Linked DNA regions of Homo sapiens: region 2 is linked to region 1. Evidence: read pairs that join two places in POLR2A ChIA-PET (ENCODE). Cell type or tissue: OCI-LY7. All regions are shown on one strand.

Region 1 (5,000 bases):
AAAGATCATATGGTGGCAGTGTGGAAGATGAATTGATTAGGTAAGGCACGGAGATAAGCTAGAAAACTCGAAATTCGGGGTGAACAATGATGAAGGTTGAACTAAGGCAGTAGTAGTCATGCAAATAAAACCTGAAGGGGTGGAATTGGCAGATTTTTATAAACTACATGCAGGGAGAACAATTGGATATGGAATGGAGGTGAAGAGTCTGGGTGGTTTCAAGGTATTTAGTTTGTGAATGAATGATAGTGTCAGTACCAAGAGAATAAGGGATGCAGGAGGAAGACCAGGCTTTTAGGTGGGGATTTATGGGAGATAAAATTTATATTTGCTCATGTTAAGCTTGAATTACCTGTGGGTTGGCAAAAGAGAGATGAGATTCCTAGTAGGCACTTCGATATTGGGTCTGAAGTTCAGGGGAGAAAGATTTGAGTTGGAGATACAGATTCAGAAGTCACCAGTTTATGAACAGTAGTTAAAACAGCTTTATGGGCAATCACTCTAGAAAGAAGTATGTTCCACCTTCTTTTGTTTGTTTGTTTGTTTATTTTGAGACAAAGTCTTGCTCTGTCGCCCAGGCTGGAGTGCAGTGGCGTGATCTCAGCTCACTGCAACCTCTGCTTTCTGGGTTCAAGCGATTTTTGTGCCTCAGCCTCCCAAGTAGCTGGGATTACAGGCGCACACCACCATGCCTGGCTGGTTTTGTATTTTTAGTAGAGGTAGGGTTTCGCCATGTTGGACAGTCAGGTCTTGAACTCCTGACCTCAAGTGATCCTCTTGCCTTGGCCTCCCAAAGTACTGGGATTACAGGTGTGAGCCACTGTGCCCGGCCCCGTAGGTCAGTTTTAAAGTTTGTATGGTGTCATGTCTGTTTCAAAAGGGGAAAAGATTAATGATCCTCATAAGATTCTGAACAACAATTTGTACTTTTTTTTTTATTAGCTCTTGAACTGAAGACGTACACATTTGTATAGTCAGATTCTCAAAGGGGTCTGTGTCAGTAAGGATTACTAAGGATTACTGAAAGGGAGTAAGGAGAGTAGATCCTATTAAGGAAACATGGGAAATACTAAAATTAATGAGGGGACAGAAGAGGATGTAGAGGAGATGACGGAGACAGTGTTAGGGGAGAAAGGAGGAGAGCATTTCAAGGGAAGAATAATGAACCAGAAGTGCCCACTACATTTGGGATTAGCAATTTTTGCCTTTCATTAGAAGACACATTCTGGTGAGAAGCTTCTGCATAGGGAATAACTGGATGGGGAGTTGCTATAGGAAGGAAGGTTGAAGGTGGAAGTGAGAGAGAGGGTATAAATAACATTAGGTATAGGTAACTGGGTGGGGGGAGTATGGGAGGTATGTGAGCCAAAGCATTGGAGGGAGAGGAGGATTTACGTAGGAGGGAAGAAGAAAAGGGTACTGTATGTGTGTATGTGTTGTCGGGGAGTGAGTATGAGTATGATGAGAGGTGGAGAGAGGGAGAATACTTAAATATGTAAACCTTCTGGTAAATTTGGAAGCATGAAAAAATTGACATAAGTAGAAATATTCAAGCTTTCATTGGACTTTATTTTGTCACGTTTATAGAAAATTTCAATATACAGGCCAGGTGCGGTGGCTCACGCCTGTAATCCCAGCCCTTTGGGAGGCCAAGGTGGGTGGATCGCTTGAGCCAGGAGTTGTGGTCCCACCTACGCAGAAGGCTGAGTTAGGAGGATTGCTTGAGCCCCAGGAGGTTGAGGCTACGATGAGCCATGACACTGCACTTCATCCTAAGCGACTGGGCAACAGAGTGGGACCCTGTCTCCAAAAAAAAGAAAAAGTTTCAACATACAAAGTAGAATAAAACTCTCACATACATACCTGTTACCTCAACATGATACCTAGTGAAAATTAATTATACCCAAATGCAAGGCTTTTGATACACCCTTTATAGACCTGGCCATACGTCTTGGAATCATCAAATTTTACAGCTGTGAAAAGAACCTAGATATTTAGTTAATAGCTTTAAGAAACTGAGGGCCAAATCACTTAGGAGCACACTATTAATATATATGACATTGTTTTACTCAAAATTTGTCAGACTTGGACAGTTACAGAATTACTGATTGTAGTGGATGCCATGATGTAATACCCAAATCCCCACTTAAGGCTTAAAGAAATTCATTCTTTTAGCTAGTGGGTGTGCTGCTGAGGCTGTGAGACCTGTCTGGGAATCATCCTTGGCTGAAGAGAGCAACTCATTCATGGTCACATGCTTTCGTTGTGAGTAGTGTGCCTCCAGGTTCTGGTTCATTAAAGTACCTGGCTCCTTGGGCCCAGCATAGGACAACCCTAAGGAGTCATTCAGCTTTAGAGTTTCTTTTGGGTCATCTGAGGCCTTTTTTGTGAGTTCATCCCAGCCACTTCCTTCCTTCCTTTACAAATGATAATCCTGAGAGAAGCTCTTCATAAGTTTTCTGCACACTAACCTGTCCTAAGAGTTTGCATGCCTAGGAATCTGACTTGTAACAGTGACTAACTTTACACTTCCTTTTGATTTGAAACAGCAATGACTTGCTAAATTTTTAAAGATTTAACATGTCTCATTTTCTCATGTTTGTGAGACATACCCAGGTAAATGTTGAGTAATAATATAATGAAAGAAAATGATTACTTTTACAATGCCAAACATACAGAAAACATTCATCATTAGGACATGTTTCGGGATGGAACAGAAAGTAGAATACTTTCTCAAACATATTGAACAAATCTTGGCATATAATTGGCCTCTTTTCCCTCCCATCATTGTTAGGGTTCTGCTACCTCATTTTTACCTCCTTTTATAAATTAAAAAGGTATCCCCCTGCCAGTTTGAGATCAGGCTTGTATTCTTTTTTGGCCTGATTGGAGTTATTTAAAAATATGGACAGGCTGGGCACAGTGGCTCACGCCTGTAATCCCAGCACTTTGGGAGGCTGAGGTGGGCGGATCACGAAGTCAAGAGATCGAGACCATCCTGGCCAACATAGTGAATGTCTCTACTAAAAATACAAAAATTAGCTGGGCATGGTGACGCACGCCTGTAGTCCCAGCTACTCGGGAGGCTGAGGCAGGAGAATCGCTTGAACCCAGGAGGCAGCAGTGAGCCGAGATCACGCCACTGCACTCCAGCCTGGCGACAGAGCGAGACTCCCATCTCAAAAAAAAAAAAAAAAAAAAAAAAGGACAGAGTTTTTTTTCCTTTTGGTCATCCTGTAGAAAATGGAAAGCTGTGAAGTATATTTGAAACAAATATGGTTGGATTGAGTCTTTATGGAAAGGTCTTGTACTTCAGTCACACAGTAGAATGACTATAGTTAACAATGGTTTTTTTTTTTTGAGAGGGATTTTTGCTCTTGTCTCCCAGGCTGGAGTGCAGTAGTGTGATGTCGGCTCACTGTAGCTTCTGCCTCCTGGGCTCAAATGATTCTCCTGCCTCAGCCTCCTGAGTAGATGGGATTACAGGCATGCACCACCACGCCCAGCTAATTTTTGTATATATATATATTTTTAAGTAGAGACGGGGTTTCACCATGTTGGCCAGGCTGGTCGTGAACCCCTGACCTCAGGTGATCTGCCTGCCTCAGCCTCCCAAAGTGCTGGGATTATAGACATGAGCCACCGCCCCGCTGATTTTTTTTTTTTTAATGGAGTCTCTCTGTCGCCCAGGCTGGAGTGCAGTGGCGCGATCCTGGATCACTGCATCTTTCACCTCCTGGGCTCAAATGATTTGTGCCTCAGCCCGAGTAACTGGGATTACAGGCATCTGCCACCACACCTGGCTACTTTTTTATTTTTAGTAGAGATGAGGTTTTACCATGTTGACCAGGCTGGTCTTGAACTCCTGACCTCAAGTGATCAATCCACCTTGGCCTCCCAAAGTGCTGGAGCGTGCCTGGCCAGTTAACCATGATTTATTGTATATTTCAAAACACGTAGAGGCTGGGTGCGGTGGCTCACGCCTGTAATCCCAGCACTTTGGGAGGCCGAGGCAGGTGGATCACCTGAGGTCAGGAGGAGTTCAAGACCACCCTGGCCAACATGGTGAAACCCCGTCTCTACTAAAAATACAAAATATTAGCTGGGCGTGGTGGTGTGCACCTGTAATCCCAGTTACTCAGGAGGTTGAGGCAGGAGAATTGCTTGAACCAGGGAGGCAGAGGTTGCAGTGAGCCCAGATTATGCCACTCCACTGCAGCCTAGGTGACAGAGTGAGACTGCGTCTCAAAAAAAACACAAAAAACAAACAACCCACCAAAACCAATAATAGGAGTGGATTTGGAATGTTCCCAACACAAGGAAATGATAAATGTTTGAGGTGATGGATATTCCAGTTAGCCTCATTTGATTGTTACAGGTTATATGCTTGTCAGAATATCACGTGTACCCCCATACATATGCACAAAAATTATGTACCCGTAACCATTTAAAAAATAAGCACCCCCCCCCCCCCCCCCCCCCGCCAAAACAACAACAACAAAAACAAGCCATGCCCCCATGGTACAGGAAAGATTTGCCTGGCAGAATCCAAGACTACATTCCTGTACAAAATAGTGGAAGATTTTCTGTTTGCAGCGTTTCAGAGTGCCTTTCCAAGATAAAGTGCGCCTCTTGTCATCCATTAAAAATGTTTTGTCATTGCTTAAGTTACCATCCTGTCTTTTGATCAAGAGCCTCACAGCCGTGTGATATGGCTGGCAACAAAATGCTTTTTGCTGTTAATAAAGGTTTTCTTTTTTTTCTTCTGTATTTTCTTCTGTATATATGATTGTAGCTATGCTTAGATGATCAGTAAAGTTATCTGGGCCATTTGGAAAGCAGTGGCTGTCAAAAAGGGTGTTATCTCATTGAACAGTAATTGCTGAGGAAATTGGTTTTAGAATTAGTGAACCTGGAAAACTTAATATTTAAAAACTTTGGTGAGTTTTTTTTTTTTATTATTATACTCAAGTTCTGGGATACATGTGCAGAACGTGCAG
Region 2 (5,000 bases), 84 kb after region 1:
AGGTGAAAAATCTCTACAGGGAGGACTACAACACTCTGCTGAAAGAAATCAGAGATAACACAAACCAATGGAAAAACATTCCATGGTCATGGATAGGAAGATTCAATATCGTTAAAATAGCCATACTCCCCAAAGCAATCTACAGATTCAATGTTATTCTTATTAAACTAATGTCGTTTTTCACAGACTAGTTTTTTTTTAAGAAAAAAAAAAAAACAACACCATTCTAAAATTCATATGGAACCAAAAACAAAGTCCCAATAGCTAAAGCAATCTTAAGCAAAAACAACCAAGCGAGAGGTATCATAGTACCTGACTTCAAACTACACTATAAGGCTACTGTATCCAAAACAGCATGGTACTGGTACAAAAACAGACACACAGACCAATGGAGCAGAAGAGAGAGCCCAGAAATAAAGCTGCACACCTACAACCATCTGATATTTGACAAAGTCGATAAAAACAAACAACGGGAAAAAGACTCCCTATTCAATAAACAGTGCTGGGATAATTGATTAGCTATATGCAGAAGAATGAAACCAGACCCTTACTTTTTACCATATAAAAAATTAATTCACAATGGATTAAAGACTTAAATATCAGACCTGAAACTATAACAATTCTAGAAAAAACCCTAGGAAATACCCTTCTTGACATTAGCCTAGGCAAATAATTTATGGCTAAGTCCTCAAAAGCAACTGCAACACAACCAAAAATTGATGATTGGGACCTAATTAAACTAAAGAGCTTTTGCACAGCAAAAGAAACTATCAACAGATTTAACTACCTACCTACAGAATGGGAGAAAATATTCTTAAACTATGTATCCAACAGAGGTCTAATATCCAGACTCTATATCGAACTTAAATCAACAAGCAAAAAACAACCCCATTTAAAAATGGGCAAAGGACATGAACGGACACTTCTCAAAAGAAGACATACAGGCAGCCAACAAACATGAAACAATCTCAACATCATTCATCATTAGAGAAATGCAAATCAAAACCACAACAAGATACCATCTCACAACAGCCAGAATGTCAACTACTAAAACGTCAAAATGTAACACATGCTGGTGAGGCTGTGGAGAAAAGGGAATACTTATACACTGTTAGTGGGAATGTAAATGGGTCCAGCTGTGGTGGAGAGCAGTTGATTTCTCAGAGAACTTAAAACAGAACTACCATTCGACCCAGCAATCCCATTACTGGGTATATACCCAAAGGAAAATAAATCATTCTACCACAAAGATACAGGTACTTGTATGTTTATCCAGCACTATTCACAATAGCAAAGACATGGAATCAACCTAGATGCCTACCAACAGTAGACTGGATAAAGAAAATGTGGTACATATATACCATTGAATACTATGCAGCCATAAAAATTATGAAATCATGTCCCTGCAGCAACATGGAGGCAGCTGAAGGCCATCATCCTAAGCGAATTAACACAGGAACAGAAAACCAAATACCGTATGTTCTCACTTGTAAGTGGAAGCTAATACTGAGTACACATGGACATAAAGATGGGAACAATGGACACTGGGGACTGCTGAAGTGGGTAGGGAGTGAGCACAGTGAGGGCTGAGGGACTGCCTGTTGGGTGTTGTGCTCACTGCCTGTGTGACAGGATCCTCCATACACCAAATCTCATCATCACCCAGTGTTCCCATGTGACAGACCTGCACGTGTACCCCCTGAATCAGAAAAGTTGAAATTATTTTTTTAAAAAAGAATTACTGTCTTGTATTAAGCCATAACTATGTTTTATAGGATATTATTTGGTCCAATAGCACTGCCAAATTATTCAGGAAGCTTTGCTAAAATGAGATGGTTATGGTATTACTTGTAGTTCATTTTTAAACACAGCATTAAACGTTTTCTTACCTTGTTACTGCACCAGAGAATATCCTTTCAATAATCCTGCTTGATGAAGCTAAATGTAGATAAAAAAAAAATTGCAAAGCTAGTTAGAAACATGCTCCATAAAGGCAATACTTTTCACAAATTTGCTTTTCACTAGCTACAAGCTAAACCGTAACCATCGTCCATGATGAGAATGTGAGTACATTTTTATTTACGCATAATTTTAATATAATTTTAAAAAATAACAGGCAAATGAATGTGGCTGACATCTGGGAAGTATTAATATAGTTGAATGCTAAGTTAGGTCTGAACATCCTGACAGCTAGGACAAAAATATATAGGATTTGTTTTGATCTTATCCAATGAGACCAATTTTCCTATAAACAAGACAAGTTTTATCCTTAAATTCAAGGGAGAACTGATTGTGTAAGCTCCTAAAACAATGTAAAATAAAACAAAACGAAGTTAAAACAATGGAGAATGCTTTCAAGTAGTTTTTTTAAAAGCTACTCAAACACACTACAAACATACTTTTCTTATATTCCCATTTTATAAAAGCCCAGGGTTTAACATGATATAACATAAGATTTTTAGAAATTCCATCAGGAAGTTTTATTCACATAGATAATCGTGGCTTAAGTTAGCATGTTGGTGAGAGAGAGAGAGAGAGAGAGAGAGAGAGAGAGAGAGAGAGAGAGAGAGAGAGACACGACTAGAGACCTGTTCTTTCATTTATTTATTTATTTTTGAGACAGAGTTTTGCTCCTGTTGCCCAGGCTGGAGTGCAATGGCGTGATCTCGGCTCACTGCAACCTCCGCCTCCCGGATTCAAGTGATTCTCCTGCCTCAGCTTCCCAAGTAGCTGGGATTACAGGCATGCGCCACCATACCTGGCTAATTTTTTTGTATTTTTATTAGCGATGGGGTTTCTCCATGTTGGGCAGGCTGGTCTTGAACTCACAACCTCAGGTGATCTGCCCACCTCAGCCTCCCAAAGTGCTAGGAATACAGGCGTGAGCCACCATGCCCAGCCTGTTCTTTAACAGATGCCCCAGGCAATGGCATGCACACTAAAATTTCAGGATCATCAATAAGGTCATTAGGGACTTAGCAGCTATCAGCATCGAATTCTTCTGCACATAGTTAGGTACAGTTAGCATAAAGGTAAATTGGTTTGGCCAAAGAAAGTTGGGAATATGTGTATTGGAACAGCCGTGCCTGGCCACACACCAAAGCTTATATAAAGACCTTCTATATTTTGCTGAACATTGGTTTATGGGGTTAATTTGTACTAGATAGAAAAAAAGAGGGCTATATAGGAAAGGCAAGGATATTTAATTGTAAAGCCAAAATCTTTTTTTAAAGGCATTTTTTAGCTTGGGAAGGTTTAGCTTCCTAAAATTGAAGATCATGTTATTCTATGTTGTCTCATTAGGGACAGTCTGGTGAGTGGATAATTATGGAGTATTCAGTGGCCCCTTCTCGCTCTGTCGCCCAGGCTGGAGTACAGTGGTGTGATCTCGGCTTACTGCAACCTCTGCCTCCTGGGTTCAAGCGGTTCTCCTGCCTCAGCCTCCCGAGTAGCTAGGATTACAGGCACGCACCACCACACCCGGCTAATTTTTGTATTTTTAGTAGAGATGGGGTTTCACCATGTTGTTCAGGCTGGTCTTGAACTCCTGACCTAGTAATCCACCTGCCTTGGCCTCCCAAAGTGCTGGGATTACAGGCGTGAGCCACCGCGCCTGGCCAACTTTATTTCTTAAATACGCAAAGCTCTATGAAACCTGACATCATATACAACAAACCTTTTTTTTTTTCTTTGAGACAGGGTCTCCCTGTCGCTCAGGCTGGAGTGTAGCAGCACCATCATGGCTCACTGCATCCTCAACTTCCCCAGGTTCAGGAGATCCTCCCATCTCAGCCTCCTGAGTAGCTGGGACTACAGGCATGTGCTACCACATCTGACTAATATTTGTATTTTTGTCATTTGAAAGACATTTTTTAATTTTTAATTTTTGTATTTTTTGTAGAGACAGGGTTTCACCATGTTGCCCAGGCTGGTCTCGAACTCTTGGGTTCAAGTGATCCACTCGCTTTGGCCTCCCAAAGTGCTGGTATTGCAGGCATGAGCCACTGCCCCCTGCCTGATGAGCCTTTTCTTAAGATGCATACCATTAGTAACAGCCATACCAAAAAACAAAAACAAAATTCAATGCATTTATTTAAGATTCATACTCTGCTATATCTAATAAGCTAAAGTATCATTTAAAAATCAACAGTGCCTGAGAAGGCATTTAAGGACAGAACAGGGACAATCTTATGAGAGAAGAATGAATCAATGTATCTTAGTGCTTAGTTAATATTAAATCAGGCCAGGTGTGGTGGATCATGCCTGTAATCCTAGCACTTTGGCAGGCCAAAGCGAGTGGATCACTTGAACCCAAGAGTTCGAGACCAGCCTGGGCAACAAGGCGAAACCCCATCTGTATTAGTCTGTTCTCACGCTGCTAATAACGACATACCTGAGACTGGGTAATTTATAAAGGAAAGAGGTTTAATGGACTCACAGTTCCACATGGCTGGGGAGGCCTCACAATCATGGTGGAAGGCAAAGGAGAAGCAAAGGCACATCTTACATGGCAGCAGGGGTGTGTGTGGGGGAACTCCCCTTTCTAAAACCATGAGCTCTCATGAGACTTACTCACTATCATGAGAGCAGCACAGGAAAGACCCGCCCCCATGACTCAATTAACTCCTACCTGGTCCCTCCCATTTCACTTGGGGATTATGGGAGCTACAATTCAATAAGAGATTTGGGTGGGGACACAGCCAAACCATATTGTTCCAACCATGGCTCCTCCCATATCTCAGATCCCCACACTTCAAAACCAATCATGCCTTCGCAACAGTCCCCCCAAAGTCTTAACTCATTTTAGCATTAACTCAAAAGTCCACAGTCCAAAGTCTCATCTGAGACAACCCAACTTCCTTCCACCTATGAGCCTGTAAAATCAAAAGCAAGTTAGTTACTTCCTAGATACAACAGGGATACAGGCATTGGGTAAATACACCTGTTCCAAATGGGAGAAATCAGTCAAAACAAAGGGGCTACAGGCCCGATGCAAGTCT

What was found. Peaks named below come from ENCODE experiments on the same cell type or tissue, not always from the same donor. Only the 100,000 strongest peaks of a DNase experiment are listed, where the experiment ranks them.
Region 2: POLR2A ChIA-PET joins it to region 1 with 6 read pairs; 4 of 35 experiments call an interaction of 5 or more read pairs at or near these places.

The regions. Positions count from the first base shown.
Region 1 is chr3:136,168,714-136,173,713 of GRCh38, reverse strand. All of the region lies in intron 1 of MSL2 (MSL complex subunit 2), which reads left to right. Among named protein-coding and RNA genes, the nearest start is that of MSL2, 25 kb to the left of the region's middle. In OCI-LY7, no CTCF peak of the experiment used is centred here; no DNase peak of the experiment used is centred here; H3K27ac peaks cover 593 bases.
Region 2 is chr3:136,084,821-136,089,820 of GRCh38, reverse strand. It overlaps PPP2R3A (protein phosphatase 2 regulatory subunit B''alpha), which reads right to left. Exons shown (of 14, transcript NM_002718.5): 9 at 1,890-1,938. Among named protein-coding and RNA genes, the nearest start is that of MSL2, 110 kb to the left of the region's middle. In OCI-LY7, no CTCF peak of the experiment used is centred here; no DNase peak of the experiment used is centred here.